Linked DNA regions of Homo sapiens: region 1 is linked to region 2. The links are chromatin loops, found by intact Hi-C in ENCODE. Cell type or tissue: HCT116. All regions are shown on one strand. Each heading gives the region's core, and the rest is flanking DNA. Links, peaks and the distances in the headings are about the cores only. Region 1 has its middle 120 kb from the start of COL21A1. Region 2 holds the start of PRIM2 (DNA primase subunit 2).

Region 1 (16,567 bases), core at 5,623-13,622, 950 kb after region 2:
TGTTTCTAGGCAGGAACGTAGGATGAGGAGGAGGTAGAAGAGAGTATGCAGTATTGCTTTATCCTACTTCTCTATATTCATCTATATCTTATTTATATTTAATTATATCTTCCTGCTAGTGGACACCAAGCATTCCTGCCCTGGGTCTTTAATGATAAAAATCTAGGTCTTGCATTCTCCCCATTTCGGATCAGCCTCAGGCTATTTTCAGATGCCTCTCCTTTTTTTCTGCTGTTAAATTTATCTGATAGAATTCTGAATTCCTTCTCTGTGTTATCTTAAATTTCTTTGACCTTCCTCAAAACAGCTTTTTGGGTTCTGTGTCTGAAAGGTCACATATCTCTGTTTCTCCAGGATTGATTGGTCCCTGGTGCCTTATTGCATTTGGTGAGGTCATGTTTTCCTGGATGGTCTTGATACTTGTAGATGTTCATCTGTGTCTGGGCGTTGAAGAGTTAGGTATTTATTGTAGTCTTCGCCGTCTGGGCTTGTTTGTACCCGCCCTTCTTGGGAAGGCTGTCCAGATTTCTGAAAAGACTCAGGCGTTGTGATCTAAGCTGTATCTGCTTTAGGTAGCCTCCCAAGCCCAGTAACGCTGTGTGGTTCTTGCAGACTTGTAGAGGTACTGCCTTGATGGTCTTGGACAAGATCCAAGAGAATTCTCTGGATTACCCAGAGACTCTTGTTTTATTTTCTTACTTTCTCCCAGACAAACAGAGTCTCTTTCTGTGTTCTGAGCCACCTGAAGCTGGGGGTGGAGTGACACAAGCACTCCTGTGGCCACCACCACTATGACTGTGCTGGGTCAGACCTGAAGCCAGCACAGCACTGGGTCTTGCCCAAGGCCCCCTGTAACCACTCTCTGGCTATTGCGTATGTTCGCTTAAGGCCCTGGGGCTCTATAATCAGCAAGTGGCAACGCCAGCCAGGCCCATGTCCTTCCCTTAAGGGCAGAAAGTTCCCACAGGCCCCAGGCAGGTCCAGAGGTGCTATCCAGGAGCCAGAGACTAGAGTCAAAACCTTGGAAGTCTACCTGGTGTTCTATTGTACCGCAGCTGAGCTGGCACTGAAATCACAAGACATAGCCCTTCCCATTCTTCCTTCCTCTTTTAAAAGGCAGAGAGCTTCACCTGTGGCCACTGCCTCGGCAGGCCCACAGGGAGTACTGCCAGACTACCTCCAAAGTACCCTTAAAGTCCAAGCAAGGGCTCCTCTATCAGCTTGTGGTGGATGCTATCTGGCCTGGGACTCATCTTCAGGGGAATGGGCTCTGCTCTATCCCAGGGCGGTCCAGAAATGTCATCCAAGAGCTGAGTCCTGGGATCGGGGACCCCAAGAGCCTGCTTAGTTCTTGGGGCCCCACTGTGGCCAAGCTAGTACCTAAGGTGCATGTCAAAGTCTGCTTTTCTTTTCCATCTGCTTTTCTCAAGCAGAAGGAGTCTTGCCTTATAGCCGCCACAGCTGGGCATGTGCTGAGTCTCACCTGAAGCCAGTAAGTCTCAGAGTCTCACCTATGGCCCTCCACGTAGTACCTGGGTATCGCTGCTGGTTATTTGGGGCCCAAGGGCTCTTTAGTTAGCAGGTGACGAATGCTGCTAGGACTGGGTCCTTCCCTTTAGGGAAGCAGGTTCCCTTCTGGCCCAGTGTGTATCTAGGAATGTTGTTCAGGAGCTAGGGCCTGGAACGGGACCTCATGACTCTGACCAGTGCCCTATCCTGCTGTGGCTGGCGGTATCCAGGATGCAAGACAAAGTCCTCTCTACTCTTCCCTCTCCTTTCCTTCAGTGGAAGGAACATATCTCTTTTGGAGCTGCAAACTGTGCAGCCTGGAATTAGGAGAAGGGTGATTCCAGTACTCTCTTAGTTGCCGCAGCTGGTGTCTTAGTAGGTTGTGTGCCTCCTCAATCCACTGTCTCTGGGCCCAGTTCAGCCCTAGGACTTGTCTAGGAGTTTCAGCCTGGACTGCCTTTCAAGTTTATTTAGACCCCCAGAGTGCTTTAGCCTGCTGTGGCGAGGCTTGCAAGAACTCAAGTTCCCACCACTGAAAATGGTGATTCCCCTCTGGCTAGGGCTAGTTTAAATGCTCTCTCTATAGGTGAATGTCAGCTGAGTTTGGTTTGGTTTTCCTTTCTGCTGTAACAGGACAGCACTGAGTTCAATGGGTCATGATTGCTGCACTTTCCCTCTCCCAGAGCACTGAAATGCCCTTCTCTCCACTCACACCATCACTGCTGGAGGAAGGGGGAAAATGGGGGAGAGGGGAGTGGGGAATCGGGGATTGGGGAGGGATGACATCTGTGATTTAAGACTGTTTTTCCGGGCCGGGCGCGGTGGCTCACGCCTGTAATCCCAGCACTTTGGGAGGCCGAGGTGGGTGGATCACAAGGTCAGGAGTTTGAGACCAGCCTGGCCAGCATGGTGAAACCCCGTCTCTACTAAAAATACAAAAAATAAATAAATAAATTAGCTGGGCATGGTGGCACATGCCTGTAGTCCCAGCTACTCGGGAGGCTGAGGCAGGAGAATTGTTTGAACCTGGCAGGTGGAGGTTGCAGTGAGCTGAGATTGCACCATTGCACTCCAGCCTGAGAGACAGTGTGAGACTCTGTCTCAAAAAAAAAAAAAAAGACTTTTTTCTACCTCTCGTGTGACTCTTTTAGTGATATGAAGTTAAAACCAAGTACTGTGGGTGCCCACCTGATTTTTGGTTCTTATGAAGGTGATTTTTTTCTATAGACAGTTGTTAAATTGGTGTCCTTGTTTGGGGGGGGTGGGGGGTGGGCGTCGATTGGTGGAGCCTTCTATTCTACCATCTTGCTCTGTCTCCTCCTTTTTATTTTCTGTAACTATTCAAAATCTCAAGACCCCTATCCTATTTCAACACTTCACATCAAATTTTCATAGCTCTTAACTTATGGAGAAAATTGAAGCCATAAAGTATAAAATGTCTTGACTTCTCCCCTATCTCTAAAAGATTTGTCTAGATATCTACTTAGCCTTACTTTTCCCCCTTATAGATGAAGGATGAAGTTTCTTGAATCCAAGTTCAACTTGCTAGAGCCTGCCTCTCTTTGTTCTCTGGCAGGTTGAAACTCTCCTTCTCTACTGATTTATTCCCCTCTGCATATAAATATTCTCACATTTCATTAAAAAAAAAAAAACTTTCTTTACCTTGTTACCACTCTGGTTACTGGTATTTCTTACTCATGCTTCTTTTCTCAGCCAAGCTTTCCAAAAGCATGTCTTCTCATCCTGCCTCCTCTTCCTCCGTTTTCTCTTCACTGTGGGTTTCACAGTAAGCTGGTGTCCACAGTCCCACTCCTTGGAAACTGTTATGCCAAAGGTTATACTTGTCTTCTCAAATGTTGCAGCCAGTGGAGAGGTTTTAATCCTTATCTTAAGAGACCTCTTATTGGATATACAGTGTTAGCTAGCTAGTTTTTTCCTCTTAAAACCCTCTACTCCTGTGGCTTGGGTGACATCACTCTACTTGTTTTATCCCACTTCTTGAGCACTCCTTGTCAGAAGCGAGTCTTCCTTTTACCCATTAAACATCTATGTTCTGGAGAATACGTCAGCTACCCGCAGCTCTTCTTACCCTATTGTTGTTTCCTAAACAACCAAATCCACTAGTTTTATTTACTTCCAACATGTTAAGCACTAAACTTCCATCTCTAAAAGTGAACCCTCCAGCTATGAACATATTTGATATCTATACCTGGAGGCCACATAAGAACATGTCTAAACTGAATGCAATATGTCTGCTACCCTCATTCTCATTCAACTTGCTTTCTTCCTGCCTTTAATTTCCCCATGAGCTCTCCCCCACACCCACCCCAAGCCACATGTGGTCAATAATGAAGTCTTTCAGGGAATATTTTGATTTGATTTTGCATCAGTCGTGGTCCTGGCAGGAACCTGATGGCATGAACAAATGATGTGACTAAGGAATATGAAAACCACTGTGTAAAGGGACTTGTTACAAAGTGTGGGCAGGGCTTAGGGGAACCATAAAATAATGGCACCATGCACTGGACTAGAACAGCAGAGAGTGCCCACCACCCTCATCCTGACAGGGCAAGAAGAAGGGGAGGTGACTAGAACCTGGAGGCCGTGCCTTTCCAGAGAAGACTGCTTGGTGAGAGCTGTCATCTGGCCAGGAAGGAGGCAGGGAAAATAATCTCAGACTCACTTTCCTCCTATCCTTCTTCCACGGGTGCCTACCACTGGCTGAACTCAATTGGAAGCGAGTGGACAAGGAGCTGATTCAGTCAGTCCATACGGTTCAGCCTCCTCAGTTAGAGAGCTGGGTGGAGAAGTGAGGAGGGTGGATCTGGAGGGCCAAGTGGAAAATATCCAGGACAGACTCCTGTGGGGACTCAGCATACAGCTGTTACTATTTATACTAGGGTTTTGCTGACCTTGATGTAATTTCATACTTTTCCTTTCTCGGTCTCTAACATTCTTTCTCTTTTTCCCCTTTGGCTCTGGCGTTCTCTCACTTTTCTTTCAAACTGGCTTTCTGCCTCTGGCTGAGTCCATATGTCCCAAGAGTTCTGGCATCATGTAAGGCTCTACTCAGGCATGTGGTGGGATTCCTGTTCTCTGGGACAGTGACACTAGATGAGGGTTGAAACTGTTTATTTCCCTCAGCAAAGTTTCCTGGCAAATTTCCACCTGGAGAATCATCTGTTCATGAGAGTCTAAAGAATCTCACCAAGTTCTAGGTGACCAGAAATGAGTAATTAGATGGGAGGGAGGGAGGGATTTTGTTTAGAAGCAGTGATTTCCTAATAATACCTAGATGTTACTGAATGTCTTTTTTACAAACATTCCAAGGTTTGGAGACATGAAAATATAATATCTTTTTTTTTTTTTTTTTTTTTTGAGACGAAGTCTCACTCTGTCACAAGGCTGGAGTGCAGTGATGCGATCTTGGCTCACTGCAAACTCCGCCTCCCGGGTTCAAGAGATTCTCCTGCCTCAGCTTCCCGAGTAGCTGGGACTCCAGGTACGCGCCACCATGCCCAGCTAATTTTGTAGTTTCAGTAGAGATGGGGTTTCACCATGTTGGCCAGGATGGTCTCAATCTCTTGACCTTGTGATCCGCTAGCCTGGGCCTCCCAATGTAATATATCTTAGTTTGAGAAATCCTACACACAAGATCCCTTTTACTTATCATATTTCTTGGTTCTTTCACTTTAAAATATCCTATTTTGTTCTACTGGGGAGGTAGAATTAGCAAACAAGATGTCTTCAATTATTTGCAGCTTGGCATTTGTGGCTGTCAAAAGGCTGGTAAATAGGAAAAAAATTCTATGTAAGAGGAAAATGCTTATCATGGATGCCTCTTTTCTTGGGGAAATGTCACTTCATCCATTCCGTAAGGTCTTTGTAAGGTGGTCTTCCATGAGCTCCATCATCCTTAGCCATAGAAATGGATATTTCATACAAGTCGTGCCAAAAAGAAAGTATCCTTCCTCTAGCAACATGTCTGGGGTAGAAGTGAGCATGTGACCCTTAAGAGATCAATAAAAATCTTTTCCTGGATTGATGTACACACTGGAAGAGACACACTCCTTTTAAAATAGGGTGGCTAAGTTGGGAAGGTGTGAATCTGGGGCAGCTATTTGTAGTCAGGTTCTTATTTGGAAGCTGTAGAAATCCACTCTGGATGATTTAAGCAGAAAATAAATTTATTAAAAGCCTGTTTACGAGGAGATGTTGGTCAAAGGATATACAATTTCCGTTACACAGAAACAATAAGTTCAAGAAACCTATTTTAAAATACCCTCACTGGTTAATAATAATGTATTATATTCTTGAAAATTGCTAAGACAGTAGATTTGAAGTGTTTTCAGTACAAAAAAAGTATGTGAGGTAATGCATATGTTAATTGTCTTGATTTAGTCATTCCACTATGTATACATATTTCAAAACATGTTATACAAGATAAATAGGTACAATTTTATATGTCAGTTAAACTTTTTTGTTTGTTTGTTTTTTGAGACAGAGTCTCGCTCTGTCACCCAGGCTGGAATACAGTGGCCCGATCTCAGCTCACTGAAACCTCTGCCTCCTGGGTTCAAGTGATTCTTCTGCCTCAGCCTCCCGAGTAGCTGGGACTACAGGCATGTGCCACCACACCCGGCTAATTTTTGTATTTTTAGTAGAGGCGGGGTTTCACCATATTGGCCAGGCTGGTCTTGAACTCCTGACCTCAAGTGATCCACCCGTCTTGGCCTCCCAAAGTGCTGGGATTACAGGCATGAGCCACTGCACCTGGCCTAAACATTTTTAAATAAAAAAATTAATTTTTAAAATAGCTTATTAGTAAGTAGCAGATGGAATCCCTAGGGTGGCCAGAGCATCAGGTACTATGTTCACCAACTGGAATATGGCTCTAAATTATGCCTCAGGCCTGGTCCGGTGAGGACACCATTGCCATCATGGCTGAGCCCTAAGCTCTCCAGCCCACAGACCTGACACTGAACCTGGGATGCTGGACATCACATTAGTGCAGCAGCTGCTGCTGTTGCCCCCAAAATGTGAGTTCAACAGGGACAAGACCTCAAAGTTTCTTTTTTTTTTTTATTTTGCTTTCTAGCTCCAAATTTAGGGGTAGTCTGGGTTATATGCCAGATCCCCAGCTGCAAAGGCATATGGGAAATCAAACATCTGACATTTTCAGTTTTTATACTGGGAGGGCACACGCCTCACCAAGAGTTATGAGGCAGGAAATTCCCTAAACATAGAGAGGAGTTCCAGATGCTACAGAACAAAAGAATGACCAATACCATTACAACAGCCACCTTCCCTATCATGGGAGAACTGGACTGCAGAATTAAGCCAACATAAAGGAGGGAGAAAAACCAAGAGATGGAGAGACAGACAAAGCCCAGATGACATTATTGAAGCCTCTGAATCTAGATGTTCCTGAAGCTTTTTTCCCCCCACTCCAGCCTTACATAAGCTGATAAATTCCCTTTTTGGCTTTAGTTACATACTCCCTTATGAGTTGAGCGTCTGTCACTTGTAAACAAGAAATTCCTGCCTTATATGGTGCTGTGTTCATTATTAGTGTAGAAATCATATTCTTGCTTCTTTATTGGGGCATTTTTACAGAGTTCTCCCTGCCAATACTTTCTGAATACTCTTGATGCGTTGACACATGGACAAGCCTGAGTGAGGAGGAAGAGAACCACCATTCCTGTCAGCCAGCCTGGTAGGTTGGCCAGTCTCTCCTTGTCCTGTGTAAATGCTTTCTCAGATCAAATTATCCAGATTTTCTCTAATTTTGCTCCTGTCTCCTGTATTTCAAGGAATACTGTTCTCAGCTAATGAGAGCATGAAATCCATGCTCTATGTCCAGTTGCAGGGTCAAAGTGTCTGCTTTGACTGTCTCTAAGATTTGTGGATTTGTACAGGAATCCATTTGTAAACATTTGATTAGAAGCCGGCTCCTTCCTCTCCAGGAGTTGGCATATCTCTGGCCCTGTTGAATTAGTGTTCTGGTGTAGGACACACCTCAAGGATTTATTCTCTGGGGGAATAAACATCTTGGAGCTGTCCCCTCATTTTCTGGGGCACAATACTTGTTGCCTTGTCCCCCTTCACTTTGCTAAGCACCTCTGGCCTCCCTGTTTCTTGGGTCCAACCCAGTCACAAGGGGACTCAGCCCAGCTCTGTGGAGCAGGGACTTGGGTGTGGATTCTGGAAACTCCTTTCTGCTTGTCCGATCATCTTCACTTCTCTGATGGCCCAGGGAGCTGAGGCCTTTAGGGGTTTAGCCCAGGAGAAATAGATGAAAGGTCAAGGAATTCAAATAACATATGAATGGAAAGTCTAAGGTCTTCTTGGCACCCAAAATGGTACCCACTTCTCCTGAATGGCTCAGACACTCCTGTGGATATAGTGTTCTTTCATCTGATGTCAATGAGAGGCTGAACTGCAGATTCTGCATGTCTCTGGCACTTCTTGGATTTATGAGGATGGGCCCCTCTACTCAAACTGCCCTTTCCTGGGGAACCCTGAGAAGTTCCAGTCTACCCAGGAGCTGGTGAACAGGCAGAAGAGGAAAGGCCTGGGATGGTCCACGTGAATGGGGGGAACTTGGGTTGAAGGCCGATATCTCTTCACCTTGGTTGCCCCTGAGGTGGGGCTGGGCACCTGACTCTCCTGGCATGCCCTTAAGCTGATAAAGCATTGGTCATCAGAATGCAGCAGATTGGGCTGTGATTCCTTGTCATTTAGATGAGCTGAAGCCAAACAACTCATAAGATGTCTCTTATCTTACCCTATCCCAGTGTACAAATGTAGTCCCTAAATCCTCTTTCTGCATTAGGATTTTCAGTGAATCTACTGAATAAATAGCAGATGCTGAAGAACTGAGTGACGATACATTTTTAACTTTTCAAACAGCAACTTGATGGCATTTAACTTCTCTTGAAGCTTCCAGACTCTGGAATATATCACACTTATTGGCTGAATTTCCCTTTGAACCTGGAGGGTTTTCAGCAGACATGAGTAACTGGTGAGCAGAAGTTGTGGTCAGCATGTGGTGCAGATCCTAGAGGAAGGGAAAGCAGGTTTTTAAGATGATCATTCAATTCTTCAAGGCATTTCCTTTTTCCATAAAAAGATTATATATTAACCTGATTAGAAATATGTAAATAAGCTGCCTCCTTCCTTTTATTTTCATCTGTTGCTCTGCAAAATCCATTCTTTTTCTGGGAATGGAAGGAACTGATGTAATTGTTCTGTGTGGAGGACAATGAAGAGCTATTGGATCTTTGCCAAGTACATTTCCTGCCAGGGCCTGTTCCTGCACTCAGTTTAATTATGAGCAATTGTTTGGGCTGTGATGTGAAGAAATATTAGAGAATGGAAAAAAAGAAGACCAGAGTTCAGAATATTATGCTACAACTGATTCATGTTTTGGCAAGAACTCTTAACTAGATTTTATGCTTTCGCCTTGTGATGGTATCATAGGGAGCAGCTTTGCCATATAAGCACATAAAGCCCAATTGTACGGTTTATTTTGAAAAGGTCCAAGTAAAAGCATTTGAAAAATGCAGGAATAACACCAGCTATAGGATAGAGTTCTGTGTTAATCATGTGCAGTGCCCTCACAGAGGGACCGCAGTTATTTTAAACTGCATGTTAACACCACCTGTATTTAGCTGGTGTGTCAAATTTTATTGCTTAGCTTTTCATATATTTGACAAATCTCACATTTTACAGAGAGGCTCTGATTAATTCTCACGGTGTGTGCTCAGAGAGGGACGTGATGCCGGTGGAAGCTGAACTCTGAGGAAGGCCGGGAACAGAGACAGGTTTTTCCAGATCGGGATCTGAATCAGGCAATCCAGGAGCCTAGTGTCCTCAAGCGGCCACTGCTGGGAACGTGAATGTAGGCGAGGACCTGGAGATCAGACTCCATGTGGGCCGTTGACCTTTTCTGTTTTTTTGATTAATAAAGGAAAAGACAAATACAGAAAAGCATAACAAGAAATTTAAAGTAGCCTAAAATCTCACCACCTAGAGATAACGCCTATATGGCCTCAAGTCTTTTTCTAGCTTATGTTTACACGTAAGCATATATTTTTGAATAATTACAACCATTCAACATAAACTGTTTTGTATGATACTTTTCCAATTAAAATATATCATGAGCATTTCCCTTGCTTTTAATTCAAATGAAAGAAGTTTTAGTAGCTGAGTGTGATTACCTTTAATAGCTGTACATTCACTCTGAATATCAATTGGTTTTGTATAAATATTTACTGTGGCTGTTTTAATTAGTTTCTGTTTGAATATCATTGAGGTTGAGCAATTTTTTCGTATTTATGGCCATTTATGTGATTCTTCTTTGGCGAATTGGCTATTTACATCCTTTGCCCATATTTCTATGATGGAGACATTGAATTAATTCTAATTGATTTAAAAGATCTCTCTCTGTTGAACACATTAACTCCTTTTATCATATCTTATAAAAAAAGTTTTCACAATTGTTTCCTTTCTTATCTTGTTCAGGATTCTTTTAAGATGGGAAGATTTACATTCTTTTGCAGTCACATACATCAGTTTTTTTTCTTTATTTTTTTTCTACCTTTATGTCCAGAAAAGCCTCTGGGTCTCAACATCAGACACTTTTTTTATCAATATTTTGATTCTTTCATGGACACAATTTTACATAACACCCTCTCACATCTTAGATTTCTTTTGCTGTGTGATATGTAGGATGGTTTTTGATGGGTCCTGCGTTTATCTAGTATTCATTTTGTTTTGAATTGACTTATGGCTATTCTTACCCTGTTATCAGACTGCTTGAACTATTATAACTTTATAGTATGCCTTCATTATCTTCTAGGGTAAGTCCTTCCACTTTTTACTAGTATTTCCATCTTTAAAAAGCCACCAATGATTAAAATAACACTTTTACTTAAGTGTTTTGAATTGAATTTTGTCTTTTGGCTATAGTTAGGAAAGATGACCAAAACAATTGGTTCTCGATATTCAGCTAATAGTAGATACTCTGGATTCATACTTAGTATTTATTTGCATTGATTTCTAAGCAATCTGTACTCCACCTAGCTTGTTTCCAAAGATGGCAGAAAATACCATGCTGCCCATTCTACAGATAGAGTCTCAGCAGTGAGCATATTACATTTTTAATGGAGAAATTATGTGGACATTTTTCTACTGAAATAGTCACAGTTAAATAAAATGAATGGTATACCAGCATCCAGCATATATTTGAAGACTGCTGTAGAAGATTAAAAATTAGAGACCATTGAAAATTTCTCTTCCTCAGCACCACTGAGAATAGGAACAGGAAATGTCCCAAGCGACACTTGCTCACAGAGAATTAATGATAGGAAGTGACCTTGAAGCTTCGTTCCCAAGAAATATAAACAAACTTTCCCTGGCAGCCAATGGCAGATAACTCTGAAACAAAAGGAATGTAAGTGAATTTTAAGGGGGGTGAGGAGAAGAGGTTGTGGAGTAAGAACCTGGTTCCAACCATGACCAACTGGAATTTTAATCAAATAACAAAGTGGTCACTGCCCTGGATAGCCACTGTTGTGCTCTTAACCGAGATTTTCTTCTAACTGTAGACAAATCAAGCCATTTCACATTGAATTTTTTCCTCTGCAATGCATGAAGCTGTGTAATCATCCACCTAAAATTATCTTATGAAAGAAGTGTCATTTCAATTCTTTTTGATTTGTCCACATCTCTGAAGAACACACTTTTGATGTGTATAGGTGCAGAGATTTAAAATTTTATATTTGTCTAGTATATAAAAATTATAGCTCAACAAATGAGAGAATAATTTAAAATGGTTAGGTTGTCCTAGAATAACTTATTTTAATGTTTAGAATTATTTATGAAATAAAAAATTACAAATATTCTGCAAATACCCCCCTGCTTAGTTGAGTCAAAGGACAGCTTGTTGAATAATTTCTGGTTAGAGTGCTGAGATTAGCACAAATTAGAAAAGGTTAAAATTTTTTTTCACAGTAGTTTAATTGAAATGATTGTGCGCAAATGCTTTTGGGTGTTTATGATATACCTTTAAGAATTGTTTCTTCCAGGTGCAGTGGCTCATTCCTGTTACTCCAGCACTTTGGGAGGCCAAGGTGGGCAGATCACTTTAGTCCAGGAATTCAAGACCAACCTGGGCAACATAAGGAAACTCCATCTCTACAAAAAATTAAAAAATAGCTGGGCACAGAGGCGTATGCCTGTAGTCCCAGCTACCCGTGAGGCTGAGGCGGGAGGATCTCTTGTGCTCAGGAGTTCGAGGCTGCAGTGAGCTGTGATTCCTCCACTGCACTCCAGCCTGGGTGACAAAGAAATACAAAAAAACAAAAAATTGTCTCAGTTCCAAGTAATAGAAAACTAGATGAATTAGCTTAAACAATGAGGATATTTACTAACTTACATAACAAGGAATTCAGAGGTTAATGTTCCAGAGAAGATGAATTCATTGGCTTGGTCATTTAGGTTCCTACTTTCTGCTGCTCTGCCATTCTCAGGGTCTGAGAGGGATTGGTTATCTCCCCTTATTGTCTCAAAGCGTCCTTTGTAGACACAAAATTATACTGTAGAAGAGTGGGAGTGTTTTCTCTTGTTTCTCTTGAGAGGGAGGAAATTTTTTCTAGTAGTCTTCAGAAGACTGTCCTTCACAGGTCATTGGCCAGATCTAAACCAATTGCCCACTCCCAGACTAATCACTGGCAAAGGAAATAAACTGACTGTAGTTGGTTCAGACCAATCAGTTTAGACTTGGATCACATAGGGAAGGCGTGAACATGCAAGCAAAGAGTATTGAGATTCTACCAGCCAGGAGGAAGGGAGAGGCTATTGTGTAAACAACAATCAGCATTTGAAAGTGATTTCCCATATATTATATATGAACAGTAATCAGTGAATAATGGCATTTTAAATCAATTCTAAATATTTTAAAGTTGATTTTAACTAAAATGGAAAAGCTACTAAATTAACATGTTTCTGATGAGCCATTAAAACTTGTATTTATTTGTAAGATCACAGAGACCTTACATAGTCTTAAAATATTTACCATTCTAGTAAAGGTCTAACTCTGAAAAGATTATATTTTTTGTTAAGTAAATTGAGGTAAGGTTTAGACGGATGTGTTTTTAATAGTACAAAGGACACCCTAAAATCTTAGAAGTACAGTTATACTTACATGGTTGAACAGTTCTGCTAAGCACGCAAACTGGCCCAATGGGAATGAAACCATCTTACAAACTATTGCTGCAATAGTTGCTAAAAGTGTTGTGCTGTTTTTCTTGCTGTGAAACAGTTTTCCACTCGTGGAAGTGTGGAAACACTCATCTGGAAGAAACTTGAATTTATCCTTTTGAGAGGTGTTGGCCTGCAGTTCAGACCAAATCCCATCAACCTAATTGCTCCTGCCACAGGGCCTCAAGAGTAGAGAATGCTCCCTTTGTAACCTGACAGAGGGGGCAGAGCTCCACAAGATCTATTGCTTGCAAGAGAAGAGAGAAATATGACTTTACATGACATCTTCCTCCCAGCTAGTTGCTTTTTTGGCACTACTTAGTTGTACATTGGGATTTTTTCTGCATTCTAAAAAACATATTTATTTTCAAATGGGAGTAGCCCATTCTTACTCCTGATTCTCAGCTTCTGAGAATTGACATGATCCCAACCAGACACTCGTCAGATTTTCCTGCTGCGGTACTTGGCTGTCAAAGCTAAAAGTCAGTCCTAGTATAAGACCAGTGATCTCTGACTTGCAGAGAGGGTTGTTATGGGAGGAGGGAGAGCACTGCTCAGGCTCAGACTTGGCGAGGCTGTGTTGTAATCAGGGTTTTGTATGTTGAGCGAGACTGTCTCACCTTTTAGTTCTTTTTTGCACGTTCCCTCCTGCTGTGGCTTCAGTGTCTACATCCTTTTTATCTCTTTCCCTCTATCAAATCTAATTGCAGAAAAGGAATCCAGTAAACTCCATAACATACAAGGGTAAATGCTATAAGGTGAGAGACACATTTGCATTAACCTTTTCCTTGAATTTTCAAGTAAGACAAATCTCTAAGTCAAAGATTGCATTTCTAATTGTGACATTTGGGTTTTCCAAAAAAGCCAGGAAGAAAGGTTGTCTTTTTATTCTTTTTTAGGGATTAGAATTCTTCTTGCAGTCCTAAAAAAATCCTTCCATATACTGAGGTGGCATCTTAATCTATAAGGGGCTATAGTGAAAGGAAAACAGGCTTGGAAAGAAGTGGTTGTTATACATGGTGTAAAGATTCAGAGTTAAACCCATCAGGTCAATGAAACTGCTCGATGTCATACCCACTCACCACCCTCCCAGTCTGTGAGGCATTGACATATAAGAATGGTGGGAGCATTTTATTACCACATTGGAACCCACAGTTTTATAACTTTGGGAGGCCTGGTAACTTTAGTGCATTAGACTATTGGGAATAGAATTGAGACAGGAATATTTTAGAAAATTATAAACACTGAATTTATGTCCTACCTATAGCTAAAGGGGAGGGGAGGCAGCTTACATTAAGACATCCTAAGCAATAAAATAGCAAAACCACGAAAAAAAAGATTCAAGAACCAAGAAGTTAAATGGTAAGGGTAGGATTATACCAGAAAATTATTTATATTAAACTATTCTTTGCAGCATATAAGTTAGTGCTGAACTTAGAATCAAGAAGAAGTTGAAAGGTACACAGGTCTGCTTTTCTTCCTTGTCTAGCCATTAGGGGAGTAGAAGAATTCTAGTCCTCAGTTTAGGAAATAATCCATTATGCAAGCTTTTATGTGGGGGAATATTCGACAATACAGAGGATAAGATGATTTATTCCTGTGAGTCATTTTGGTCAAGTGTAGATAGCTATTTAAGATTAATAGAGATTTGAAAATGTGGGGGAGAGGTTTGTGGTGAGCTGTAATTGTTTTTATTCCTGATAAATTTGATTCCTGGTGGTTTAGGATTCCTGAGATTAAAGGGGTTGCCTTAATCCATGTTAGGAACCCCAAGAAGTATGTTTCCTGGACATGTTATGTATGAAGCAAAGTTCTGGGGCAATAACATGAGCATCCCAGAGTCGTCTCTTGGGGAAAGGATTTTACACATGCTCACAGAGTTCATAGAGTATTCAACTCACCAGTGACTCAGAAACAAAAATGGAACCAAAATACTTTCTTGAAACTCATATAATCCTTCTTGTATAAGCCTTAAATGGTGCCCAATAATAGCTGTGGTAAAAGAGACTGTGTCCTCTGTGTGAGAAAATAGACTGCTTAAATTTCTGAATCTTTTTTTTTTTTTTTTCCTGGGCTCTTTACAGAGAGAGATAACATCTAGCAAATTGGGTAGAAAAAAATCATAGCTGCTCTTTGTAGTCTTTACTGAGGGAGAAGTAAATTGTTGCCCTAAAGCCAGGCAAGATAAAATGAAGGGCACCAAGCTCAGCTGTCTGAGAACCAGGCAAGGCTTGTGATGGGAAAAGCAGCATAGCACAAAGCCCCTTTCACCAGCTGCCTGTGCCATTCAGATGGTTTGCTATGGATGGAGATAAGTTGGATTTATGGGAGAGGGTCTCCCCAAAGGGTCTAGCACACAATCCTCTCTTCTAGACAAATGGGAAACCTTATTCATCTGTTAACAGCATCCAGGAGAAAATGGCCCTTGAAGATAATATCTGTGAAAAAGCATTGTGTGCTAGTCAAAGAAACTGTTTGTTTCCATGGAGGTAGAGGAATCATTGAGGGTTTTAATTTTTGCCTGCCTCTTTTCTGAAAGGTCGCCGCCTAGGTTTTCTCATTTACAGCACCTGACACTGCTACTTCTGCCAGGATCCATTAGTACTGTCTCGATGGTTCCCTCTGCCAATTACAAAGAATTTAACATTAATGAGGGGCTGGGGCACTAAAGAGCTCATCAGCAGCAACTCAAGGGACAACTGGGAGAGGCACACACTCCGTCAAAGATGTAGATATTTGTTTTTTCTATTCTAATGAAATCACACAACACTCATTGTGCTCATAATGCACTTATCTTGGCAGCTTTCCAACCTATTGAACGCTTGCTGATTATGTCAGCCATCAAATTTGCTGTCCAGTGCAAACTCTGAGTTTGTCCAGGTCTGTCTGTCCCAGTAATTACCTGCCCATTGATCTAATTTTTGTTCTGACTTGTCACCTATTAGCAATATAGGCATTCTTGCTTTTAAATCAGAGGTTCTCAGATTTCTGAAGTAGTTCTCTTCCAAGGAAGGCACAGTCCCCTTGGGGGTTGTTTGGGAATGTGTCGGGGGGTATTTTGGGTTGTCCAGTCAGATTTTATCAGGCAGAGAGCAGTGATGCTAAGCTTCCTGAAACACACAGGACAGACCTGTTCAGTATAAGATCTCCTCACCCCAAATGTCCAAGGTGAGTTTAAATGGACAAATATTACCCAATACCTCCCTCTCAGTCCTGATGGCCCCTCCTAGGAACTTCACTTATCTCTGGATGAAGCAAATCTTCTGAAACACACAATCACCTGGTAATGCCACAGGGTGACTGACCTCAAAATGGCTCCCACAGTGATCTGTGGCACAACAGGACCACCTAAATGAGTCCAAAGACCTGGATTCAAGTCTCATTCTATCATTTCCTAGTGGTGTGGCCTCTGCTGAGTGACTTAACCTCTGTAAGCCTCAGTTTTCAGATCAGAAAAATGAAGATATGAAAACATACCTCACAGGGCTGTGCAGATTAAAATAGACGATAAGTGTGCAATCACTGCAAATAAAAAGCTCCATACACATGATACTTATTACGTGTATATGACCTGCTGCTTCTGCTGTCTGAGACACTTAGGAGAACGAGGCCTAAGCCTGGTTCCCAGAAGGCTAGGAAGTGAGCTTTGCTCTCCAAAATCATGCATTCGTTTATGAGTTTAGAGAGGACAATTTGTCTCTCCATTTCTTGGGCACATATGTAGGACACTCATTTTGAAGGCTGTGCATAACAGATGTCAAACATTCATGTTTCTAGGAAGAATGCCCCAAAG
Region 2 (16,567 bases), core at 5,315-13,314:
GGCAAGTTGGTAAAACCCCATATCTACAAAAAAATTAGCCAGGCATGGTAGCATGTGCCTATAGTCCCAGCTCCTCAGGAGGCTGAGGTGGGAGGATCACCTGAGCCCACGGATGTTGAGGCTGCAGTGAGCCGAGATCACACCACTGTACTCCAGCCTAGGTAATGGCATGAGACCCTAGCTCAAAAAAAAAAAAGAGAGAGAGAGAAAAGAGAAAAAAAAAAGAAAATGGGGAAATGGGGCACTCCTTTGGCTTGAGGTGTCTTTATAAATGCCAAATAAAAGACACCAAATTTTTTAAGGCAACTTTGATCAGATTAACTTTGCAAAGGAAACTTTGCTTATGGCTTTATAATTGATAATTTCACAAAATTTAATATGCACATATATACCACAATATTTAAAAGCAATAACGTTCATTTATAAGGCAGATACTAATGGGCATTATCGTTATATAATAAAATAATTACCCTACTGGATGCAAAATATGATTTCACATTTTTAGGAGATTTTCACAGATTGTCAGCAACATATTTATTATATAAATTTCACAAACTACATATGCTTTTTTACAGAAGAAAAACTCTAGAACCAAAACTGGTAAGTAATTTCTCAATTATTATCTTGGGATAGTAAGCAATTCCAGAGTCTCACTTGATAAGCTTATTAATTTTAAAAAAAGACAGCCATAACTAAATTATGTGACCAAAATTAACATGTGAGGGAAAAACAATTTTTAAAAAAGCAACTAACTTTACTACCTCTGGGTGGCACTATTAACTTAAAAGAAACCAACTACCAAACAAAAATATCTTCGATTTAACTGGCCCATAGAGCTCAAATTCCAAAAACCTGTATCAAATTCAAGTGTGGGTTTCATTAATTGTTTCTTATAAATATTACCATTTTTTTGCAGGAAAAATATCAAAAGTCCTTCTTCCCAATAAAATCCTTTCCAATTTAAAATCCCAAATGAAGAGTCTATCTCACAAACTTAAGAAGTGTTTCATCAGGCAAAATTCTGCGATAGAATTTTTTTCAATATTTTTAAGTAAACAATTTCTTCCAAACAATTTACTGTCAGTGTTCAACCCCATGATCAACCGGCTCCTGATGTTATTCTGGGTTTTCCTATGTTTAGCACAACACATCAACTTACCACACACCAATTTATAACCCATGACACCAGATTTGACTGTGAGAATATAAACATATACTTACGACTGGCAATAAGCAAGCCGCAAAATAAAATGAGAAATATGATCTCTTCTTCGTGGTTCATATTCATCTTCTAAGTTTTCCTTAAAAATAATGACACATGAATAAAATAAATGCATTAGAATGGTAAGAGGTGTAAGGAAATACTGAGCCAGCCTAAGCCAATGGTAAAGTAAGTTTCAAAAACATTTCTTTTTTTAGAGATGGGGTCTTGCTCTACCACCCAGACTGGAGAGTAGTGGTCAATCACAGCTCACTGTAACTTCAAACTCCTGGGCTCAAGTGATCCTCCAGCCTCAACCTCCCAAGCAGCTGGGACTACAAGCGACACCCACCATGCCCCGCTAATTTTTTATCTTCTGTATGATGGAGTCTCAATATGTTGCCTAGGCTGGTTATGAACTCCTGGTTTCAAGACTCCTACTCTAGTCCCTCAAAGCACTAGAATTACAGGCATGAGCCACCACACCCAGTCCCAAAACATTTCTTTTTTTTTTTTCCTTTTTACTTTAAGTTCTGGGATACATGTGCAGAATGTGCAGGTTTGTTACATAGGTATACGTGTGCCATGGTGGTTTGCTGCCCGTCATCTAGGTTTTAAGCCCCACATGCATTAGGTATTTGTCCTAATGCTGTCTCTCCCCTTGACCCCAACCCCCTGACAGGCCCTGGTGTGGGGTGTTCCCCTCCCTGTGTCCATGTGTTCTCATTGCCAAAACATTTCTTAATATGCTTTTCAGGATAATTATCATTTACCTTAAGCTATCAATCAGATGAAACCGAGAAGTAAACTAATCTTGACAAAACCCCTTGAGTTTGGACCGCACTATTTTCTTCCCACCAACCCCTCTCTTTTAATTTTCTTCTTATCCAGCCTATATCCAAGGTGCTCACCACCTCAACCACTTCTTACACCAACCTCAGCTTCTTTAATTTCAACCATTTGGCAAAACCTAGATTCTTAATCTACAACTACACTCTGCAGTCCTATTCTCAAAATGCTAAGAACCTCTGGAGAAAAAACACAACTATGGGAATTTGGAAAATATAATTTCGTGGCCTATAATCTCAACTAGATCCTTACCAACAGTTGGATCCAAAATAATAAGAACAAACATGTCTTGAGCACTCACTAGGTACCAGGCGGTGCCCTAAGAATTTTTAAGGCATGAACCCATTTAATCCTTTAAAAAAAAAAAAACCCTATGAGGGAGGCACTACTATAATCTTATTTTACAGATAAGGAAACTGAGGCACAGAGAAGTTATGTAACTTGTTCAGGGTCACAAAGCTTGTCCAGAGTAAGCAGCAGTGTTGAGATTCGACACAAAATCATCTCCTTCCTCACTTCTCAGAAAATCGTCAGTCTTCACCAGTTGTCCCAAGACCCCTACTATAGCACCTTTCCCTTCTCTCTGAACAGATGACTTCACCTACTTTACAGAAAATAAAGGCTACCAGGCAGAATCCTTCAGTCCCAAGCTTCCGCATACACATGTTGTGTTGCCTTCCATACATCTCTACAAAGCATCTCCTCTTCCTGGCATGTAAAGCTACATTAGTCCATTCTCATGCTGCTAATAAAGACATACCCAAGACTGAGTAAACCCATAAAAGGAAAGAGGTTTAACTGACTCACAGTTCCCCAGGGCTGGGGAGACCTCAGGAAACTTACAATCATGGCAGAAGGGGAAACAAACACGTCCTTCTTCACATGGTGGCAGTAAGGAGAAGTGCTGAGCAAAATAGGGAAAAGCCCCTTATAAAACCATCAGATCTTGTGAGAACTCACTATCTAGAATAGCAGCATGGGGGTAACCACCCCCATGATTCAATTACCTCCCACCGGGTCCCTCCCATGACACATGGGGATTATGGGAACTACAATTCAAGATGAGATTTGGGTGGGGACACAGCCAAACCATATGAAAAGCTAATTCCTGCACCTAAACCCCGCAACCCATTTGCTTGTGCCTCTTAAAGACCCTGACTTATCAAATGCTCTCTCAAAGTTTCAACTTCAAGCTCCCCTCTTCCCCATTCTATTCTAGATCTTCTGCTCAGCTTATAAACATGTTTAAGTATCTCCTGTCATATATGTACAAGTGTGTGCTTGTATATCTTCTCTTTTCCCTAAAACAACCCCTATATTCTGCCCTATTTCTCTTCTCTTTTCAGCTACACATTTTAAAAAAGTACATCTTCTATATCCACCGCTCCACCTTCCTTCTCCAACCACTGTCATTGTTCTGGTCTCTGCCCCTATCTATAAGGGCCCATCCAGCTGCTAAATCCAATGGACACTGTACAATTCATCTTACATAATCTATCTTAAGCTTCTGAAACTATTGTGGTTAAAAGCACCACTACAGAAACAAAATACCCAGATTCAAATCTTGGCTCCACCATTTACCATCTTATGAGCTTGGGCAAGTTATTCAGTCTGTGAATAAATAGGCTGTATCTGTAAAATAGGGATGATAATAATACCCACCTCATAAGACTGCTGTATGAATTACATACATGGGTTAATATATGTAATGCACTTAGAACAAAATCTGGTACATAGCAAACATACTATTAATATAAATATCTGCTGTTATTCCCTATTATCATTATTAATATCATGATCATTATTATTGAAACTCTAGCCCTCCTTGGCTTCTATGACACTACTATCCTGGTTCATCTCCTACTTCTGAGAAAGCTCCTTTCCATTCTCCTTCCCAAATTCCTCCAATTCCACTTTACCTTCAATATTGGTATTCCTCATGTCTTAACTTCCACTGTCATCTCTTCTCACTCAAATATTTTTCTAGGGTGCTCTTACCTACTCCTGATGATTCCAACCTTCTGCTAAATCTACTCCCACCACATGTCTTCCTGTATATTCAGACCTGTATATCCAATTGTCCACTAGACATCTCCACAGGCACCTCAAATTCATGTTAAGAACTAAACTCTACGTCTTCCAAGACTTGCTTCTCCTCCTGCATATCACATCTCAAAATATTACCACCATCCACTAATTTTCCTAACTAGAAACCTGGGTGTCATTTATAACTCTTCTCTCTCCATTCCCCCTACAATCAGTCACTAAAACCTTTTGATTCTACCTTCTTAATGTCTCTTCAACCGGTCCCCTTCTCTCATTTAATTCAGACTCTCATCATTTCCGGGCTTCTAACTGGTTTCCCTCCTAACAGACATGACCCTGTCAATCTGCTGCTGGCAGTCATCTTCCCAAAATGAAAATCTAATCACATCTGTCAACATGCAGCTCCACTACTACCTCTTCTGGAAAGCCTTCCCAAACCTCCCCAATCTGAGCTGCATAATTATGTATGTTTTTGGAGTTCCTGGAGCATGCATCTATAAACACAGTCATCATCCTGTATTGCACGGGATACATTTGGCATGTCTGGAAATATGTAGGGGTAGAAGCCAGAGATGCTACTGAGCATCCTACAGTGCACAGAACAATCCCTGCAACAAGGAATTATCAGACCCAAAATGATGTTAGTCCTGAGGTTGAGAAACCCTGCCATATTATAATCATCTGACTTCATGTCAATCACCCCTAATACACTGAAGAACCTTCAGGCTAATGATACATTAGTCTTTATAAAAGCCCAGTGCCTAATATAATATCTTTCCCACAAGTGACACTCAATACATAAATGCATAGAAACTGAAGGAACTTTTTTTTCCTTTTTTACTTACTCTGTAGGAAAACTTGAGCTTCCGAAGCTCACTCTCCAACTTACTCTGGTATTGTTCAGTTCCTTTCACATAGCTCACTCCAAGATTTTCAACTGATTTTAACACTAAAAAAAAGAAAAAAGGTATAAATGCAAGATAATGTTTTAAAACTAAATCCAAGACAAAATCTATGGAGGGCAATTCCATAATTACTTGTTTACAGAACATGACAGGTAATTGCCAGTTTATTTCCTGTAACGACATCATATAAACTACATATGCTTATAAGAGGATAATGTCCATCTATGTGCAGAAAATATCCATGTCCCACAGCATAATTTAATACCAGGGATTCTCAATCAGGGAAGAGGGATGGATGGTGAATAATCATTCCTGAGGAACAGAAAAGTATGTCAGTATGGAAAAAAAAACTAGGCACTCCTTGTTTGCATCCTTCGTATGGGAGCTGCCTGTTAGGCAGTAGGCATCATTTACTTGGCATAGATTCAACAGAAAAAAAGCATCCCTTCCTTTCCTGATGAAGCCGAGGACAGAGCACAACAGTGAAGAAGAAAGGCCATCCAAACAGCCAAATGAACCATCCTGAACAGATGCTACATACTGTTCAAAGGTTCCTAAAGCACCATATCAATCTTTCCTCAGATGAATTATTCTCTGGAGGCATTTTTGAAGTCAAGAATGAAGAACTTCTAATTGTCTCCTGAACATAAACCCCATGTCCCACAGGTATGGGTATCCAAATTAATTATCCTCCCCTCATTCCTACTCTTCGTCCTGCCATGCCCATCTCCAGCAGCAGAGTTTCCATGCATCAGATCATCCAAGCAGGAACTGCAGCCACTCCACACCTGCTCCCTCACTCCTCATATCCAGTCACCAAATCCTATCAATGCTAACTCCTCAGTATCCCTTAACTCTCTCCCTTCCTACCACTGCCATTGTCATTATCATAGTTCAGGCCCTTATCATTTCACCTCAAGTGCCAAACCCAAGGGACACTTTTCAATCACCATCTTAATCCCTATGAAGTATTGACACTGCTAAGCTTTCTAAAACCCTTTTCTCCCTTGTCTTCATTCTTTCATTCAACACACAGGCACTGAGTGCCTCCTCTCTGTATTAGCAGTGCTTACCCTGCTCCTCTAAGAATGATTAACAGTATCTCACCTTTCCTTCTGATTTCCCCACAGGGATATCCTGGAACATAAACTCTGAAGACAACGCTAGTGTTTCTGTTTCAATTCATGTCTAGCCCATTCTTTTCTCTAGCAACACACTGAGGATTAAGTAGGCCCCCAGGACGGTGGCCACATCCTTCTTACACCCCAATATCATATCATTAGCATGGCACAAAATGCCCTCCATACTTCTCCATCCACCCTGAATTCCTGAACTTGTTACTGTTAGCTCAAATATGAAATTCTCTTTCATGCTCCAAGCCTTTGCATAGGCCATTATCTCAGCTTGGAAAAACTCTTCACTTCTTCTCTGCTGGAAAATTTCTACTCATTCTTCAGTATGTCCAGATCACATTTCAACTTCTCTAAGAAGCTCATTTAATAAGACTAAGTCAGTCACTCCCACTTCTTTGTTTCAACAGCACTACCATTTACTTCTACTAGAGCAGTTAAAATACTGAATTATGACTATTATTTTGGATGTCTGTCTCCATGTACTAGAATAAAACTTCAACAAAAAATAACATTATTCATCTCAAAATCCCTGCCACCTAGAACATAATGGCACTCAATAATATGCATTGTACAATAAATAAATGAATGAGTACCAAACCCTCAACAAATATTTGTTGAATGGATTGCTGAATGAAGGATATGAATTACCTCAATAAATACTTGTTGAATGGATTGCTGAATGAAGGAAATGAATTACCTTCATTCATTCTCACAAAGGGTAAGTGAGCTTCTCAAGAATATATACATTCTAATTTAAATAGTACTTACATTTAACTCTATCAATAGCCAAGTTTTCAAATTCTATTAAAGATATGTTTTCAGAAGGTGGCTGCAAGTAAAACTGAAGGCAATGAGGGTAGGAAGCATTCCTCTGGTCACCTGCCAACCTCAGCTTCCTCCACTTTCTTCCAGAAAACTCCATCTTGGTCACCTTAGAAGGAAGTACACAAAAAGCGTAAAATGATGGAAAACAAAGTTGGGGGAAAAAAAAGAAAAAACACGAAAAAATAATTCCACAAACACAGAAAAAAAATGGATTTGAGGGCATGCACAAAATGTTAGCAGTGGCAATTCCTGGGTGATGTCCTTCTCTCGTTTCCAGATTTTCTACAATACACCTATAATAATTTTGTAATGGGGGTGGGAGAGGCGCTAGAGCAGATGCAGGTGGTGATCCTAATTTTCAGCAACATGAAAGTCAGGTGATGTTGCCTGCTCATTATAGGCCTGTGTGTCACTGTTCTTGGATCTTTACGATCCCAAGAGTTAACATAAGGTTTTACGTGGTCTGCAATCCTGAACTTAGAGGAAAGTGCTGTAGGTTCTGGCTAAATGAGGGTCTTACTTGATGGACTGGGTCCAGTTACTCACTTCCTCTGTTATGACTCTGGGAAACAGAGCAACTGTCTTTCGGAACTCCTTTTCGGGAGCATCCACAAGTGCCTTACAAAAGTTCCATCCCCAACACCCCTCCTCACTCCACTGGCAAACCTATCTCTCCCCAACTCCTCCCTGGTACCTGGGTGTCTGCCCCAAACAACCAACCCGCCAAGTCTGTCCTTCTGCTACTGCTGCCTGCAAAGTGATCCATCTCTCCTTTCTCTCGACTTGCAAGCCTTAATAACAGGATTGCTCTCTGTCCTAAATTCGCGGAAGTTTCCCCTACCTGCAAGAATTCAAACTCGGGAAAACACAAACGGTGGCAGCCACTGTTCCCGGGTGGCGGGAGAGTTCATATGAAACCGGAAGAGGAAGTGACTAGCACAGAAGGCCAGCCCTGCCCCACCTCCCCTTGGCGGGTAGGAGGGGGTTTGGCCTGAGGCTCTGGGCATGCTCAGTGGAGCGCGTCTGGGAATTCAAGGTGTTCCGTCCACCTTGGCAGCTTTAAAGTGTTTGGATGTCAGTGTTTTGGGGATTTTTTTTCCAAATTTTAAGATGCATTTCCTGTATGTGGAGTCGGTAGCTTTAACGGTTGAAACTGGGGTGCTGAATGCTAGTGGCGAAAACTCCCACACGCCGAAAATTGAACCAATGTAACTTCGTCTGGGGACACTAACAAATATTCCCTATATTGAGGAAAATATGGCGCTTTAACCCTCAGGGCTGGCACTCATCACTTTCAATCTGGGGAGGAATGAGGAAAAAAGGCATTAGGATCTTTTTTGCACCTAGCTCACTATTAGGGGCTCTTTTTTTTCCGCTCGTTTAATCTTTCAGCGACCTATAAGGTCCTATAAGATCGTATTACCCCCATTTGGCAGATGAGAAAACAAGTTACAAGATCCTCGTTAGTTTGCCCGTCTACATACAATACATATTTTGAATTTCGTATTGGGCGGCAAGCCCCTACTGGCAGGTTCCACGTTCAATTCGCTCCCCGCTCTCCGGCAATGCCTCGCACAGAGGAAGCGCGCAGCTGAATTATCTGTGGAATGAACTAGAATGAATGAAAGAAGGCACATTCGCAGGAATCGCTCTGCAATCTACAGGAATTAGAAGAACCCAGCCTCGGAGGGAAGGTAGGGTGGAAGAAGATGAAGCACTGGAAATCACGCGGACGTGCCGCTTACTTTCCAGATGTCCGACTGCAGACTCACAAGCGGGGCGTCAGAGCCACCACACCAGTTCTCCGCTGTCTGTAAGATTTTCGAGAACTGGAAATTAACTTCACTCGTGGCCTCTAGGAGGCGTGCCTCGCTTACAAATGTGCTGGAATGAGGCTCCGGTATAGGTAGTCCTTAGGAGATCAAATGAATGCTTTGAAATGTTCACGTTTTTAGAAATGCAAAGTACATTGAAACAATATCAAGCTTCAAAGCATCTACCCAGCCTGGACTAAACTGTGGCTGGCACTGACTTTATATCAGGACCTGTTCTAAGTGGTTTACATATCAACTCATTTTATTATCATAACCACATAAGATAGGTTATTCCCCCCGACCCACCACCAATACCCGAGACAGAGTCTTGTTCTGTCGCCCAGGCTGGAGTGCAGTGGAGCGATCTTGGCTCACTGCAACCTCCGCCTCCGGGATTCAAGCGATTCTCCTGCCTCAGCCTCCCAAATAGCTGGGATTACAGGCGCCTGGCTAATTTTTGTATTTTTAGTAAAGATGGGGTTTCACCATGTTGGCAAGCTGGTCTCGAACTCCTGACCTCGTGATCCGCCCACCTCGGCCTCCCAAAGGTTATTATATTAAACGTATTTTCTAGATACGGAAACTGAAGAACAGAGAAGTTAAATGAAGTCAAAAGGACACAAAATGTCAGAGCCATGTTCAAACCCAGAGAAACTCTCCAGGCCCCACTGTGCTAACGATCTCACTACACCAATTCCAGTAATATGACAGCAGAGCTTCACCTCATTTCTTCCTCTCTGTATTAAATACATAATACAAATACGTAATACAAATACATCACGTGGTCCAAAGAAGACACCTGAAAGCATATAAACTGCCTGAAAAAACCTGCATCACAGACCATAAGAATATTTACATGAATATCTTATCTCTGGATAGCAAACAAATTTAAATATTATAAATTACAAAGAAAAAAGATATAAAGACTTGACCATAAAAAGTATAAAATTATGCATGTAAAAAATTCACAGAAGTATTTTGCACTCATCAAACTAGAGAAAGGTCTACCAAAAGTATAACATCGAAAAGGTTAATGCCATCAGGATACAAAGAAGTTAACTCATTAGGAAAAAAATCCTAAGACACAAACAGAAAAATAGGACAAGAAGAAGAAGAGGTAACTCATAGAAAAAATAACTACTGTTAAATATGAAAAATGTTTTTATCACTAGAGGCAAAGAAATTTTCTCCTGCAAAATTGTCAAGGATTTTATAATGAAACTACTCAGTGTTGCCACCTGTTTTGCTCCTCATTTAAACCCCTGAGGCTCTTCATGACTCCCATATGGTGTAGTTCTTTAAATAATTATAGCCCTCTACTACAGAAGTTCTTTATCTTTTGGAAGATCAAGATTAAGAACTTCTGTAGTAGAGGGATGTTAATTAGGTCTATGAACCACTGGACAATGTGATGAAAGCTCTCTTCAGAAAAATGCACCTACACACACATCTATACTATTTCAAGAGGTTCAAGATCACCATATGTGGCTAGTTAAGAATTCCAGCACTACTAGGTTTTAAGCTTTCTTTGGATGAGCCCTTTTGTTCATCTCTGTGATCCCCAAAGTACTTCCTACAATATCTGCCCAATTAAAAGACGAAGTAGCCAGTGTCATTTCATGACCAGCTCAGAGAAAACTGGAAATATATGTTCATGCTTAACATACCAATATCTTACTATGTCACATAATAGCTGCCTTTTCATCATATTAAAAACTGATTTTAAGCCCCGGGGAACAAAATACCCTGTGTTGGTCAGCTATTCCAGCATTTTTATTGTTTCCTAATGCCACAGTTTTGGTCACTACCTCACTGTGAAGGGTGTTTTTCTGAATCCAGAGGCAATTGCAATATAAATCCGCATATCACGGTAGCAATAATGCACAATAATGTTATACATTTCAGCAGCCATGTTCAGTAAATCACTGTGAGCTCTTTCATGTATTCACTTCATCTACAAAAAATTGATTGACACAATGCTCAGCCCTGGCAACCAAGATTCTTGTAAATACAGACATTGACCTCACAATCATGGGAAGGAAAACATACATAAACATGTAAGTTTTACTTCCACTGAACCATAGCATCTCAAAAACAGGGATGACTGTTTCATTCATTTCTGTGACCCCAGTGCCTGGCACTCCATGGGCCCTCAATAAATACTTATGAAACTGAATTGTTTTTGTTTTTTCTTTGGTTTTGTTTTGTTTTTTGAGACGAAGTCTCGCTCTGTTGCCCAGGCTGGAGTGCAGTAGCATGATCTCGGCTCATTGCAACCTCCAACTCCTGGGTTCAGGCAATTCTCCTACCTCAGCCTCCCGAGTAGCTGGGATTACAGGCGCCTGCCACCATGCCCAGCTATTTTTTTGCTTTTTTAGTAGAGACGGGGTTTCACCACGTTGGCCAGGCTGGTCTCAGACTCCTGACCTCAGGTGATCCACCTGCCTCGGCCTCCCTAAGTGCTGGGATTATAGGCGTGAGCCACTGCGCCCAGCCCATACTGAATTGTTGAATACTGTGAGAGACATATGAAAAAAAATGCTGGGTTCAGCTTCCCATTAAACAGATGGTTTGAATCAAATGTGACTCCAACCTATAAAACTTCAAGTCCTCATCTGAAAACATTATACACATTCCTTCCAGAATGAGTTGGCTTCCTAGTTTAGCCTGTAATAAAGCACAGAGTACCTTCTCTGGCAGAATTTCCATGAATCATCACTGCTCAATTCAGTGCCTGCCTTGGGCATTACCCAGCTACAGACAGACTGCCCCACGTGGCATTCACCCTGAGATAACTCCTCCACAGCTCCAGAACTTCTATCCCAAAAAGTGTCACACTTACAGCTGAGAATTTAGTTGCCATGCTTGGTAAATCTAAGTGAGTGTTCATTCCTCTTCTGAGCGGGGTGTGTCGCCCTGAAAACCAAAGGCGTGGTAAGCTTCTTTACTGAGTAAGCATGCTGTAAATTCTAGGTCCTACCAGCTGTGTTTGCCATGAAAAGCAGAGAACATGAGGTATTTCCAGCAAGATAGCTGACCCATAAAAGCTAATGCAGAGTTAGCCAACCTCTGGCCCTCCACCCTCCCCATTTCACTGCCTACCTCTCGGAGTTGGCTGGGAAACAACCTAAAGAAAGCACTTCATTCTCTCTCCATTTGCTTTAGATTGCTTTATTAGTCAAAATCAAGGAGCAGGAGAACTGACAGAAAGCACATTCTTAATGGTAGCACGGTGAAGAAACACTACCCTTCCATATATCAGCATTATTTGGTGTGTTCCAGAAATAGTAATTAAACACTTACTAAGTGCCAGGCAACATTTTCTATGCTGGGGATATGAGAATGATGAGAGAGCCAAAAAATCCTGCTCTTATAAATCTTCTAATGGGGAAGAGAGACAATAAACAAGTTAAAGACATAAATAATTATGTTAGATAACAACTACTAAACAGAAAGAAATTAATCAGAAAAGAAGAATGTAAAGTTTTTCAAGGAGATAATGAAATTTTAGAAAAGATAGCCAGGAAAGGCTGGCTAAGAATGTGGCCATGAAACAGAGACCAGAAGAAAACTTGGGATTTAGTCATGTCTATCTTTAGGAGAATAGCATTTCAGGCAGATGGAAGGCTAATCTTAATTCATTAGTATTTAAGACATTACAATATTGGTACAAGAATAAAGTCATCAATCAATGGAACAGAATAGAAAACCCAAACATGGTCCCACACCTATGAGGAAACTTAGTATATGACAGATCCACCGTACAAATCAATGGAAGAAAAAAATAGACAATTCTAAATGGTGCTGGGACAATTGGCTGTCTATAGGGAGGAAAAATGTATTCCCTACCTCCTACTATATAAAAAATCAATTCCAGATGATTTAAGAACTTGTATATGAAAGGCAAAATTTTAAGAATTTAAAACAAATATATAGACGGTCTTTATGGTCTTGATGGTCCAAAGAATTTATTTAACAAGACATTAAGAAAAAGCATAAGCAGTTCTGGAGATGGATAATGGTGATAGTTGCACAATAATGTGAACGTAGTTAATGCCACTGAACTGTACACTTACAAATGGTTAAAATGGTAAATTTTGTGTTATGTATATTTTAAACTTTTTTTAAAAAAACAAGCTAAAAAGAGAAAGATTGATCATTTTAACTACATTAAATTAAGAACTTAAGGGATTTTGCATGGGGAGGGAGTTTCTGTTCATTTGTTTTTTCAAGACAGGGTTTCCTGTTGCCCAGGCTGGAGTGCAGTGATGCTATCACTGCCCACTGCAGCCTCCACCTCCTGGACTCAAGCGATCCTCCCAGCTGAGCCTCCCAAATAGCTAGGACTGCAGGCACATGCCACCAAGACTGGCTGATTTTTAAATTTTTTTGTAGAGATGGGGCTGCACTATGTTGCTCAGGCTGGTCTTGAACTTCTGGACTCAAGCAATCCTCCTGCCTCGGCCTCCCAAAGTGCTAAGATTACAGGCATAAGCCACCACACTTGACCTTTTTAAAAGTACATAAAACTTTTTAAAGTACATAAATACACAGTTTTTTAGATATCCACAAATTGCGAGATGATAAAATTAACACAGGGTCATTGTTAGTATCAAGATAATAAGAAAAAAATAAAAAACAGTAGAAAAGCCCTCTCCCCCCTCTCCCCTCTCCCCTCTCCCCTCTCCCCTCTCCCGTCTCCCCTCTCCCCTCTCCCCTTTCTACGGTCTCCCTTTCTTGCGGAGCCTGGACTGTACCGCCATGATCTCGGCTCGCTGCAACCTCCCTGCCTCGGGCTCCGGTGATTCTCCCGCCTCGGCCTGCCAGGCACGCGCCGCCACTCCTGACTGGTTTTTGTATTTTTGGTGGAGACGGGGTTTCGCCGTGTTGACCGGGCTGGTCTCCAGCTCCTGGCCTCGGATGATCTGCCCGCCTCCGCCTCCCGAGGTGCTGGGATTGCAGACGGAGTCTCGCTCACTCAATGCTCAATGTTGCCCAGGCTGGAGTGCAGTGGCTTGATCTCGGCTCGCTACAACTTCCACCTCCCAGCGGCCTGCCTTGGCCTCCCAAAATGCTAAGATTACAGCCTCTGCCCGCCGGTCACCCCGTCTAGGAAGTGAGCAGCGTCTCTGCCTGGCCACCCATCGTCTGGGATGTAAGGAGCCCCTCTGCCCCGCCGCCCCCTCTAGGAAGTGAGGAACGTCTCTGCCTGGCCGCCCATTGTCTGGGACGTGAGAAGCGCCTCTGCCCGGCCGCCCAGTCTGGGAGGAAGTGAGGAGCACCTCTGCCCGGCTGCCCCGAATGGGAAGTGAAGAGCACCTCTGCCTGGCCGCCCCCTCTGGGAAGTGAGGAGTGCCTCTGCCCCGCCGCCCCGTCTGGGAGGAAGTGAGGAGCGCCTCTGCCTGGTTGCCCTGAATGGAAAGTGAGGAGCGCCTCTGCCCGGCCGCCCCGTCTGGGAAGTGAGGAGCGCCTCTGCCCGGATGCCCCGTCCGGGAGGTGAGGAGCGCCTCTGCCCGGCCGCCCCGTCTGGGAGGTGAGGGGCGCCTCTGCCCGGCCGCCCCGTCCGGGAGGTGAGGGGCGCCTCTGCACGGCCGCCCCGTCTGGGAGGTGAGGGGCATCTCTGCCCGGCCACCACCCCGTCTGGGAAGTGAGGGGCACCTCTGCCCGGCCGCCACCCTGTCTGGGAGGTGACGGGTGTCTCTGCCCGGCCGCCTAGACTAGGAAGTGAGGGGCGTCTCTGCCCGGCCGCCCTTCGTCTGGGAGGTGGGGAGCGCCTCTGCCCGGCCCCTCCCCGTTTGGGAGGCGAGGGGTGTCTCTGCCCGGCCGCCACCCCGTCTGGGAAGTGAGGAGCGCCTCTGCCCAGCTGCTGCCCTGTCTGGGAGGTGAGGGGAGTCTCTGCCCGGCTGCCCTGCCTGGAAAGTGAGGGGCGCCTCTGCCTGGCCGCTCTTTGTCTGGGAGGTGGGGAGCGCCTCTGCCTGGCCACCCCGTCTGGGAAGTGGGCGCCTCTGCCCGGCCACCCCATCTGGGAGGTGAGGGGTGTCTCTGCCTGGCCGCCCCGTCTGGGAGGTGAGGAGCGCCTCTGCCCGGCCGCCACCCCGTCTGGGATGTGAGGAACGCCTCTGCCCGGCCGCCCCATCTGGGAAGTGTACCCAACAGCTCCAAAGAGACAGCAATCATCCAGAACGGGCCATGATGACGATGGTGGTTTTGTCGAAAAGAAAAGGGAGAAATGCGGGGAAAAGAAAGAGAGATCAGATTGTTACCGTGTCTGTGTAGAAAGAAGTAGACATAGGAGACTCCATTTTGTTCTGTACTAAGAAAAATTCTTCTGCCTTGGGATGCTGTTAATCTATAACCTTACCCTCAACCCCCTGCTCTCTGAAACATGTGCTGTGTCAACTCAGGGTTAAATGGATTAAGGGCGGTGCAAGATGTGCTTTGTTAAACAGATGCTTGAAGGCAGCATGCTTGTTAAGAGTCATCACCACATTGTGGTTTTGATTTGCATTTCTCTGATGACCAGTGATGATGAGCATTTTTTCATGTGTTTTTTGGCTGCATAAATGTCTTCTTTTGAGAAGTGTCTGTTCATGTCCTTTGCCCACTTTTTGATGGGGTTGTTTGTTTTTTTCTTGTAAATTTGTTTGAGTTCATTGTAGATTCTGGATATTAGCCCTTTGTCAGATGAGTAGGTTGCGAAAATTTTCTCCCATTTTGTAGGTTGCCTGTTCACTCTGATGGTAGTTTCTTTTGCTATGCAGAAGCTCTTTAGTTTAATTAGATCCCATTTGTCAATTTTGTCTTTTGTTGCCATTGCTTTTGGTGTTTTGGACGTGAAGTCCATAATGAGATACCATCTCACACCAGTTAGAATGGCAATCATTAAAAAGTCAGGAAACAACAGGTGCTAGAGAGGATGTGGAGAAATAGGAACACTTTTACACTGTTAGTGGGACTGTAAACTAGTTCAACCATTGTGGAAGTCAGTGTGGCGATTCCTCAGGGATCTAGAACTAGAAATACCATTTGACCCAGCCATCCCATTACTGGGTATATACCCAAAGGACTATAAATCATGCTGCTGTAAAGACACATGCACACGTATGTTTATTGCAGCATTATTCACAATAGCAAAGACTTGGAACCAACCCAAATGTCCAACAATGATAGACTGGATTAAGAAAATGTGTGATAGACTGGATTAAGAAAATGTGGCACATATACACCATGGAATACTATGCAGCCATAAAAAATGATGAGTTCATGTCCTTTGTAGGGATATGGATGAAATTGGAAATCATCATTCTCAGTAAACTATTGCAAGAACAAAAAACCAAACACCGCATATTCTCACTCATAGGTGGGAATTGAACAATGAGATCACATGGACACAGGAAGGGGAATATCACACTCTGGGGACTGTGGTGGGGTGGGGGGAGGGGGGAGGGATAGCATTGGGAGATATACCTAATGCTAGATGACGAGTTAGTGGGTGCAGTGCACCAGCATGGCACATGTATACATATGTAACTAACCTGCACAATGTGTACATGTACCCTAAAACTTAAAGTATAATAAAAAAAAAAAAAGAGTCATCACCACTCCCTAATCTCAAGTACCCAGGGACACAAACAGGGCCGAAGGCCGCAGGGACCTCTGCCTAGGAAAACCAGAGACCTTTGTTCTCGTGTTTATCTGCTGACCTTCTCTCCACTATTATCCTATGACCCTGCCACATCCCCCTCTCTGAGAAACACCCAAGAATGATCAATAAATACTAAAAAAAAAAATAAA

Evidence for each region. Hi-C counts contacts between places; a loop is a spot of excess contacts. Peaks named below come from ENCODE experiments on the same cell type or tissue, not always from the same donor. Only the 100,000 strongest peaks of a DNase experiment are listed, where the experiment ranks them.
Region 1: it touches region 2 in a loop (5-fold over the local background); 3 of 110 quality-filtered maps call a loop at or near these places.

The regions. Positions count from the first base shown.
Region 1 is chr6:56,363,041-56,379,607 of GRCh38, reverse strand. It overlaps a transcript of COL21A1 not described here. Among named protein-coding and RNA genes, the nearest start is that of COL21A1, 120 kb to the right of the region's middle. In HCT116, for the core only: a CTCF peak has its summit at 9,394; DNase peaks (open chromatin) are centred at 8,827 and 9,367; H3K4me3 peaks cover 351 bases.
Region 2 is chr6:57,308,935-57,325,501 of GRCh38, reverse strand. It overlaps PRIM2 (DNA primase subunit 2), which reads right to left and starts at 7,872. Exons shown (of 14, transcript NM_000947.5): 1 at 7,801-7,872; 2 at 6,903-7,065; 3 at 4,942-5,045; 4 at 1,222-1,301. The coding sequence starts at 7,056. RefSeq lists a silencer at 8,738-8,787. In HCT116, for the core only: a CTCF peak has its summit at 8,828; DNase peaks (open chromatin) are centred at 7,921, 8,821 and 11,471; H3K4me3 peaks cover 2,846 bases; H3K27ac peaks cover 2,496 bases.